2 separate regions of the Homo sapiens genome follow, and region 1 is linked to region 2. The links are chromatin contacts, found by Hi-C or POLR2A ChIA-PET in ENCODE. All regions are on one chromosome and are shown on one strand. The core of a region is the stretch at or near the end of the contact, and the rest is flanking DNA. Distances in the headings are between cores, read along the strand shown. Region 1 overlaps RCSD1 (RCSD domain containing 1). Region 2 overlaps RCSD1 (RCSD domain containing 1).

Evidence for each region. Hi-C counts contacts between places; a loop is a spot of excess contacts on that map. ChIA-PET counts read pairs that join two places held with the same protein, here RNA polymerase II (POLR2A). Pooled maps may share reads with other maps.
Region 1: a loop to region 2 is called in a map of heart right ventricle, with 2.4 times the contacts of the local background. The contact joins two enhancer-like sites. A Hi-C loop is called at or near these places in 42 of 168 maps with a recorded cell type or tissue (B cell, CD4-positive, alpha-beta T cell, CD4-positive, alpha-beta memory T cell and 19 more), 25 of 37 single-sample maps with no recorded cell type and 36 of 50 pooled maps. POLR2A ChIA-PET finds 5 or more read pairs at or near these places in 18 of 52 experiments (B cell, BJ, CD4-positive, alpha-beta T cell and 12 more).

What each region holds. Positions count from the first base shown.
Region 1 is chr1:167,640,737-167,644,426 of GRCh38, forward strand. All of the region lies in intron 1 of RCSD1 (RCSD domain containing 1), which reads left to right. Among named protein-coding and RNA genes, the nearest start is that of RCSD1, 12 kb to the left of the region's middle. Within about 2 kb of position 1,580, at least 2 of the 41 ENCODE cell types and tissues checked have a DNase peak (open chromatin) inside an H3K27ac peak, as active enhancers do.
Region 2 is chr1:167,686,434-167,690,065 of GRCh38, forward strand. RCSD1 (RCSD domain containing 1) reads left to right here. Exons shown (of 7, transcript NM_052862.4): 4 at 3,616-3,632. Among named protein-coding and RNA genes, the nearest start is that of TRP-CGG1-1, 26 kb to the right of the region's middle. RefSeq lists enhancers at 1,410-1,589, 2,817-3,632. Within about 2 kb of position 1,643, at least 7 of the 41 ENCODE cell types and tissues checked have a DNase peak (open chromatin) inside an H3K27ac peak, as active enhancers do.

The DNA of each region.
Region 1 (3,690 bases), core at 330-2,829, 46 kb before region 2:
ACGAGGTCTCACTATGTTGCCCAGACTGGTCTTGAACTCTTGGGCTCAAGTGATCCTCCCACCACAGCCTCCTGAAGCGCTGGGATTACAGGCATTAAACACTGTGCCTGTCTAGGAAGTTATCATAACTTTTAGGGGGTCACCATTCACCCCACTATCGCAGTCAACCTGCTATCCATATAAAGGTAAAGAACTTGGGGATTGGAGGAGTGAATCCTGGGTTATTGTTAAGCTATATTATAACCACCCCCCGAGCCCCCACTAGTGCCTTGGGTGCAAATTACCAAGGAATATTTATTGACACCTGTTGTGTGACTAATTTCCTGCCTCTTAGGTAGCCCGTATATACAGCTGTGTCATCCATACCCCTAGTGCCTGGGTCTCAGCTATAATTCTCTGTTCAGAGAGCTGCAGTTGGGAGGGGAAGTCTGTCTCCAGGCCGCTATGGAGCATTTCCATGAAGCCATGAGGATCACCCCCAACTCATCTGGTCACTTTTCAGGGAGATAACTATGGTGTAAGCAGGCTGGGAAGAGCCACTCGAGATTATCTAGGATCACCACCACCATTGTAAAGGATCATGCCTAGCAAGATTATAAAATCCTATTCTTAAATATCTTATTCTTTCATTAATCCCTTCATTCATTTATTTAGAGATGCACCAAGACGCTACCAAATGCAAATTAATAAGACCAATCCTGGCTGGGTGCAATGGCTCACTCCTGTAATCTCAGCACTTTGGGAGGCCGAGGCAGGTGGATCACAGAAGGTCGGGAGTTTGAGACCACCCTGACCAACATGAAGAAACCCCGTCTCTACTAAAAATACAAAATTAGCCGGGCATGGTGGTGCATGCCTGTAATCCCAGATACTCAGGAGGCTGAGGCAGGAGAATCGCTTGAACCTGGGAGGTGAAGTTTGCGGTGAGCCGAGATCGCGCCATTGCACTCCAGCCTGGTCAACAAGAGTGAAACTCTGTCTCAAAAAAATAAGAATAAGACACAATCCTTGCCCTCAAGATTCATACAGTCTGAAGGTAAAGAGGGGACATAAATGAAAGAAGTGATTACAAAACAGTGTGATTGGTTCTGAAAAGGCAGTGAGTAAACAGTCCTGTTGCATAAATAACAGGACAGGCTAGTGTTGCTGTAACCATGCCACAATCTTAGTGGCTGAAAACAACAAAGGTTTACTTTTCACCCCTGCTGCAAGTCCATTGAGGGTTGGCTGGGGGCTCTGCTCTGGCTCATTTCTTGTCCTCCCTCTGAGACCTAAGCTGTGGGAGCAGCTACCCCTTTGCTTGTTGTCATGGCAGAAGGAAGGAAAGTTCTGGAAGACTCACGCTGGCCATTAAATGCTCTCTTTTGGAAGGTTCCTAACTATCCACATGGCTCCAATTAACCATAGGGGCAGGAAGTACCATCCTCTCATGGCCTCCAAATGATGAGAGCTAGAAGTACTTCACAAACATTGTTAGTGGCCTGATAGAGTCTTAGAAGCCTTCACAAAGCAGACGATCTTTGAGCTGTGTCTGGAAGTAAGACTGTGTCTTTCAGGCTGACAAGAGGGGGAAAGCCGAGGGAGAAAGTGTTTATCTGCACCACTCAGGGCTCATTCGCTTGAGTCTTACACGGCTTTTGTGGTCGGAGATGTTCTTGCAGATTGAAATGAAAACTGCTTCATAAGCACAAATAATGTTTTCAATGATGTCAGCTGTTCTTCATGCTTTGGGGGTGATTGAGAGAGGCAAGTAGGTTTGAACGAGAAGCTAGGGGTGCAGATATGCAGGAAAATATATCAGAGAAATATAAACATAAGCGTTAAGGGCATCTGTTTAGACTGTTTCTCAAGTTTCTTAGTCCTGGAACAGCCAATTCCATGGAGCATGCCACCAGGAGTTGCAACTTATAGCCTAGGTGGCTCTTGGGAGGTGAACGTCTTTGTGGCTATGTGAGCAGCATGGAATTGTCTACGCCTTTTGATTGGAATGCACTCCCCCTTGGTGAAAGGGAATCTATGTCTTTTTTCTACATGCAGTTATATAACACTTAGAATCACCATTCTTTCCCATAAGGCTTGTACATAAGCCCTACCTTTTGTCCCTAAGGAAGGAGTTGGTGAAAGTCGGCCTGTGAGTAACATTGGAATTAGGCAGTAGAATTTGAAGAAATGGTAGCAACAGACAGCCCTCTGCTCCCTTAAGGCTTTCTTTGCCTGATTATTGATTTTGTAGTAGATCAAGGGGGATGCCATGCAGAGAAAGACCATCAATCCTGGGTTTTAGGTTCAGGGTCAGTTACCAGCCTCAGGATCCCGGTCAGTTCCGTGCTCTGTAAAACCGATACCTGCTTTACCTACCTTCCAAGGTTATTTTGAAAAGGAAGTAAGATTATGCATGTAATAAATATCTTATGAAAGTACCTTGAAGCGTTCAATTATTTCACAAATGCATGGTGGTGGTGTTATTAGTATTTATTAAACTGATATTGTGAAAAATTGTAACAACCCTGAGCGTGTCTTCTGTAAGAAAGCACTGGCGCTCTCTGTGCCTAGTGGAAGGTGGCAGAAGGGAAGGCAAAGAGGGTGACATTGGTGCACATGAGCAAAGTGAACCTTTCCAATATAGGACAAAGAGGCTTTTTATAGCATAAAGGAGGTTTTAAGCTGTGCAACAGTAATAGGAAAAATACTTTACACTTCTACCACACTTTATTGTCAAAGTACTTTCCCGTATCTGTTCAGCTAAACTGTAAGCTCTGCAAATCCCCATCATAGGTTCTAACATCCAATGATGAGCATAATGTATATTCAACACATCCTGTGAGTAGATGCAGGAATGCAGGCTTCATATGCCTCATGGGGAGGCAGTGCAATGGCTTAAGGGCTAAGAGCACACACAGAGAGCCATATGGCTGGGTTTGAGTTTGACTTTGCCATTTACTAGCTTGTGACCTCTCCATGGCTTGGTTTTTCCATTTGTAAAATGGAAATAATGATAACACCTACCTGCTAGGGTTGTTGTGAGGTGTAAATGAGTCGGTGGTTGTGTAAAGTGCTTAGTGCGTTGCACATATTAGGTGTGATGTAATTGTTTATTGATTAAGGAAAGAGGCTTTTATAATCATTTAGAAGAGAACAGCCTCCTGCGCTTTTGGTGCAGCTCTGACTGGGACACGGGATGGACAAGAGGACATCTGAAGTTCTCCTCCAGCCTGAGAGTTTGACAGAGGGGTGGTTATTGCATCCTGCCTGCAAAACTGCCGGTAAATCTCTCTGGGCTTCTGTAGGAGGCTGGGTCTTGGGGGCAATGCTGGAACAGTATCCCACATAAATCCATACTAGAACCTGGGAGACTAGGGGAGGCTTGGGCATAGAATAGCAAATCCAAGTGTCAGGCTCATGGGCAGCCAAAACCTGCAAGAAAAAGGGAGTCAGTCTCCTTGGCTCAAGAAATATGTTTTGGCTGGGCACGGTGGCTCACGTCTGTAATTTCAGCACTTTGGGAGGCCGAGGCAGGCCGATCACCTGAGATCAGGAGTTTGAGACCAGCCTGACCAACATGGAGAAACCCTTTCTCTACTGAAAATACAAAATTAGCTGGGTGTGGTGGTGTGCGCCTATAATCCCACCTACTCAGGAGGCTGAGACAGGAGAATTGCTTGAACCCAGGAGGCAGAAGTTGCAGTAAGC
Region 2 (3,632 bases), core at 393-2,892:
GAAATAGATCAATGGTTTTCAAGCCTTTTTGTCAACCTAAGGCTTATAAACAGAAGCCCACAAGATAAAGCAGAAACTCATCGCTGCCCCAGGCCAAGTGAGATGGGGGAGGGGAGGCCTGGAGCCCCAAATGCTCTCAGAATACTCTCTCCCCACTGACCAAGGGTCTTATTCTTGGATGAGAACCCCAAGGAGCACAGTTTAAAAACACTGAGGTTTTCCTTGGGTCTCTTCAAGTGCCAACAATATGATTCTGTGGCTTTATGGGGTCATCAGCCAGTGCTGTGACCAAACACATACCAACAACCTCTCTTTCCAGAGAATCAACTTCTCCTTGTAACCTTCAACCTCTGGGCTCAGTGTCTCCACTGCTATGCAATGGGTTGAGGTTATGGCCACTCAGAGCTTAATGTGAGACTGCCCCCTGATAGCCTGGGCTTGGCCCAGGAGAAGTCACCACACCATACCGAATCATTTTTCTTATTTGTGAAATTGAGGACAAAATCACTAACCAGATAGATCAGGGAGGCTGGCTAGGGAAGTTTTATCCCCTAGAGTAAAAGCAGAGGGAGTTAGGCTAGTGATTGGGTTAAACAGCTCCATCCTGGCAGCTCTGTGGAAATGCATTCACAGGTTTCACCCCATGGGGCACATCACCCAGAAGTTAAATGGCTTATAATGGCCAAGGGCTGGTTAAGTCCAAGGGCGGATTTTAGAAAATCCTGCCTGGAGTGACAGGCTGCTCGCACATTGAAAGGACACTACCTCCAGGGATCAATGACTTTTCGTGGCCTTGAAATTCACATAGAAGCAGGGCGTAGTGGCTCACGCCTGTAATCCCAGCACTTTGAGAGGCCGAGGTGGGCGGATCACGAGGTCAGGAGATTGAGACCATCCTGGCTAACACGGTGAAACCCCGTCTCTACTAAAAATACAAAAAATTAGCAGGCGTGGTGGCAGGCGCCTGTAGTCCCAGCTACTCGAGAGGCTTAGGCAGGAGAATGGCGTGAACCCCGGAGGCGGAGCTTGCAGTGAGCCTAGATCGCGCCACCGCACTCCAGCCTGGGTGACACAGCAAGACTCCGTCTCAAAAAAAAAAAAAAAAGAAAAGAAATTCACATAGAAATAAAATGAGCAGCCTGCTTTGTCTGGCAGGGCTAATTGGAGGCTGCTGTCCACATTTCTCCTTCCATACTCCTGTAGCTCAGCCTGCAGAGGCTCTAATGCTGGAAACCTTGGGGGCCTGCAGGGAGGGACCCGGTCAGGCTACCCCTCGGTTCCCAATGCACAGTGCCAGGAAGGGTCATTTCATCCCTGCCCCGCTATGCTTGCTCAGGTCTGAGACAGTGGGGTCAGCCCCCTGACAGCACCTGCTGACTGCAGGGCCCCTCCTGATGGCAGGGTGACCAAGAGTTACCCCTCTCTGGAAGAACCAGCTGAAGTTGGGTGTTTAATGCAGCCACAGATCCTGCCTCCTATACTCAGAAAAGGCTGAAAAGCATTCCCATCTGGAAATTAGTCCGTAGTTTCTAGACGTGGTAATAATGTCATGTAAATACAGCTATATATATACATATACAGGGATGGAAGGCTGGTTTTTCTCCACCGGATTGTTAGTCTCAGCCGCTTGCCTGAAGCCCCTTGTTAAACCGTAAGGGAAATGATGCCACCTGCTGTCATTTCCAGGAACTGCACTAGAGGCTATTTTGGATTCTTTCTGCTTTGCAATTCAAATCAATAGGGTTTTATGGAGCATCAGCTGGGTCCCCAGTACTATACTGTGTTTAAGGGGCAGGGTCCACTGAATTTCCACAGACTTCAGAAATCAGTGGTCAGCTGGGGAAGAGAAGAACTAATAATATTACATGAAGTGAGCTTTATCAGCAAAATTGTTGCTGCAGTTTCTAAAAGTTTCTCTGAAAACCCCAGCCCGTGTGAAATTTCCCTGTAAAGCACAGAAACCAAGGGCACTTCCATTGGGGCTGGAAGCTCTTTATACTCATCCTAGATAAAAAGCTCCTTGAAAGACTGCTATAGGAACATACCCGACAGTGAAGACACATGGAGGCAGAGGCAGCAGGAGTCCTTAGAATCATTTATTCCCGCCCAGCTGCATCTTGGTAGAGGAGGCTGAGGCCAAGGGCTTCGTCTGGCTCCTGCCAAAACTAGAATTAGAAGGAGTGGGGATCCTGTAAGTCCAGCCCATGCTCTCCCTTGGTGTTGGGCTGTAAAAAGATCACGAGGAGTTCAGTTGGGTGAGCCTCCCTCCTTCCATCACTAAAACACAATCATCTCACATTATAAATATCTCAGAATCTTCCTAAGAGATCAGTGTAGTTCTTCTTATTGTTCAGGAAAATTAGTACATGGGGTCAAGGAGCAGGTCATACACATTGGTCTCCACACTATGGGGAGATCCCTCCTCTGCCTTGGCCTCTGTCCAACCACATGGAAGTCATCCTCTTCCTTTTCTTCATCATCATCATCCTATCACTGTCACCATTCTCACATGTTTGTGGGGATTTTACGCAAAACACAGAGTTAATATTTTTACATGATATGGATCCCGAAGGCAGACAAGATTCCTGGCATTCATTCATCACAAAAATATCTACAACTAACAGAGAGTACGTATGATTATGTAACACATGCATCAGCCACGGACTGCTCCTGCCACCGAGACTGAATCATGCTCATCTTTGTATGACCCACACAATGTCTGGGACGTAGTAAATACTCAGTAAATGTTTACTTGGTTAAAAAGAATATTCAGGCTGGGCGTGGTGGCTCACGCCTGTAATCCCAGCACTTTGGGAGGTGGGTGGATCACCTGAGGTCAGGAGTTCGAGACCAACCTGGCCAACATGGTGAAACCCTGTCTCTACTAAAAATACAAAAACTAGCCAGGCATGGTGGTGCATGCCTGTAATTCCAGCTACTTGGGAGGCAGAGACAGGAGAATTGCTTGAACCCAGGAGGCGAAGGTTGCAGTGAGCCGAGATTGCGCCATTGCACTCCAGATTGAGGAACAAGCAGGACTCTGTCTCAAAAAAAAAAAAAAAAAGAAAAGAAAAGAAAAAGAATATTCAAATATTCAACATTTTGGAAAATCATAATTTATAAATCATGCCATCGATGGGATTTTCCAAAATATCACTGGGTCCAGGGAGGAATTCCAGTCATACCTCTGTCATCCTGGTCTGGTTTCTTGTTGTGTGTGTGACAAACAGGATGGTAATTTTTGCCCTTTGTCTTTGAAATCCCCCAAATTGTTGATTCACAGTGTTGAAGGTCATGAGGTGAAGATCTTGCTCAGATATAGTTTTCCTTCATAACAACAATGAAGTCACTCTTCCTGGGAGAGACCTTCTGTGTTAAGGATGTCGGCGCTGACTTCTCTAATTCTGATTTGAAGATCTTGCTGTGGTGGGATGAGGGAGGGAGGGGGAAAGTTCACGTCGCCCAGGCCCTAATGAAGTATGTGGGCTACTGAACTAATGAGAAAGTGGCAACACCAACTTCTCTTCTCCTTCTGCCTGTGGCTTTTGGGTTCCAACCAGAACCCCACTTTCCTCACCTTACTTATCTGGTTGTTTTGGTTGATTTGCTCCATAGAAATCACCACCCAATGC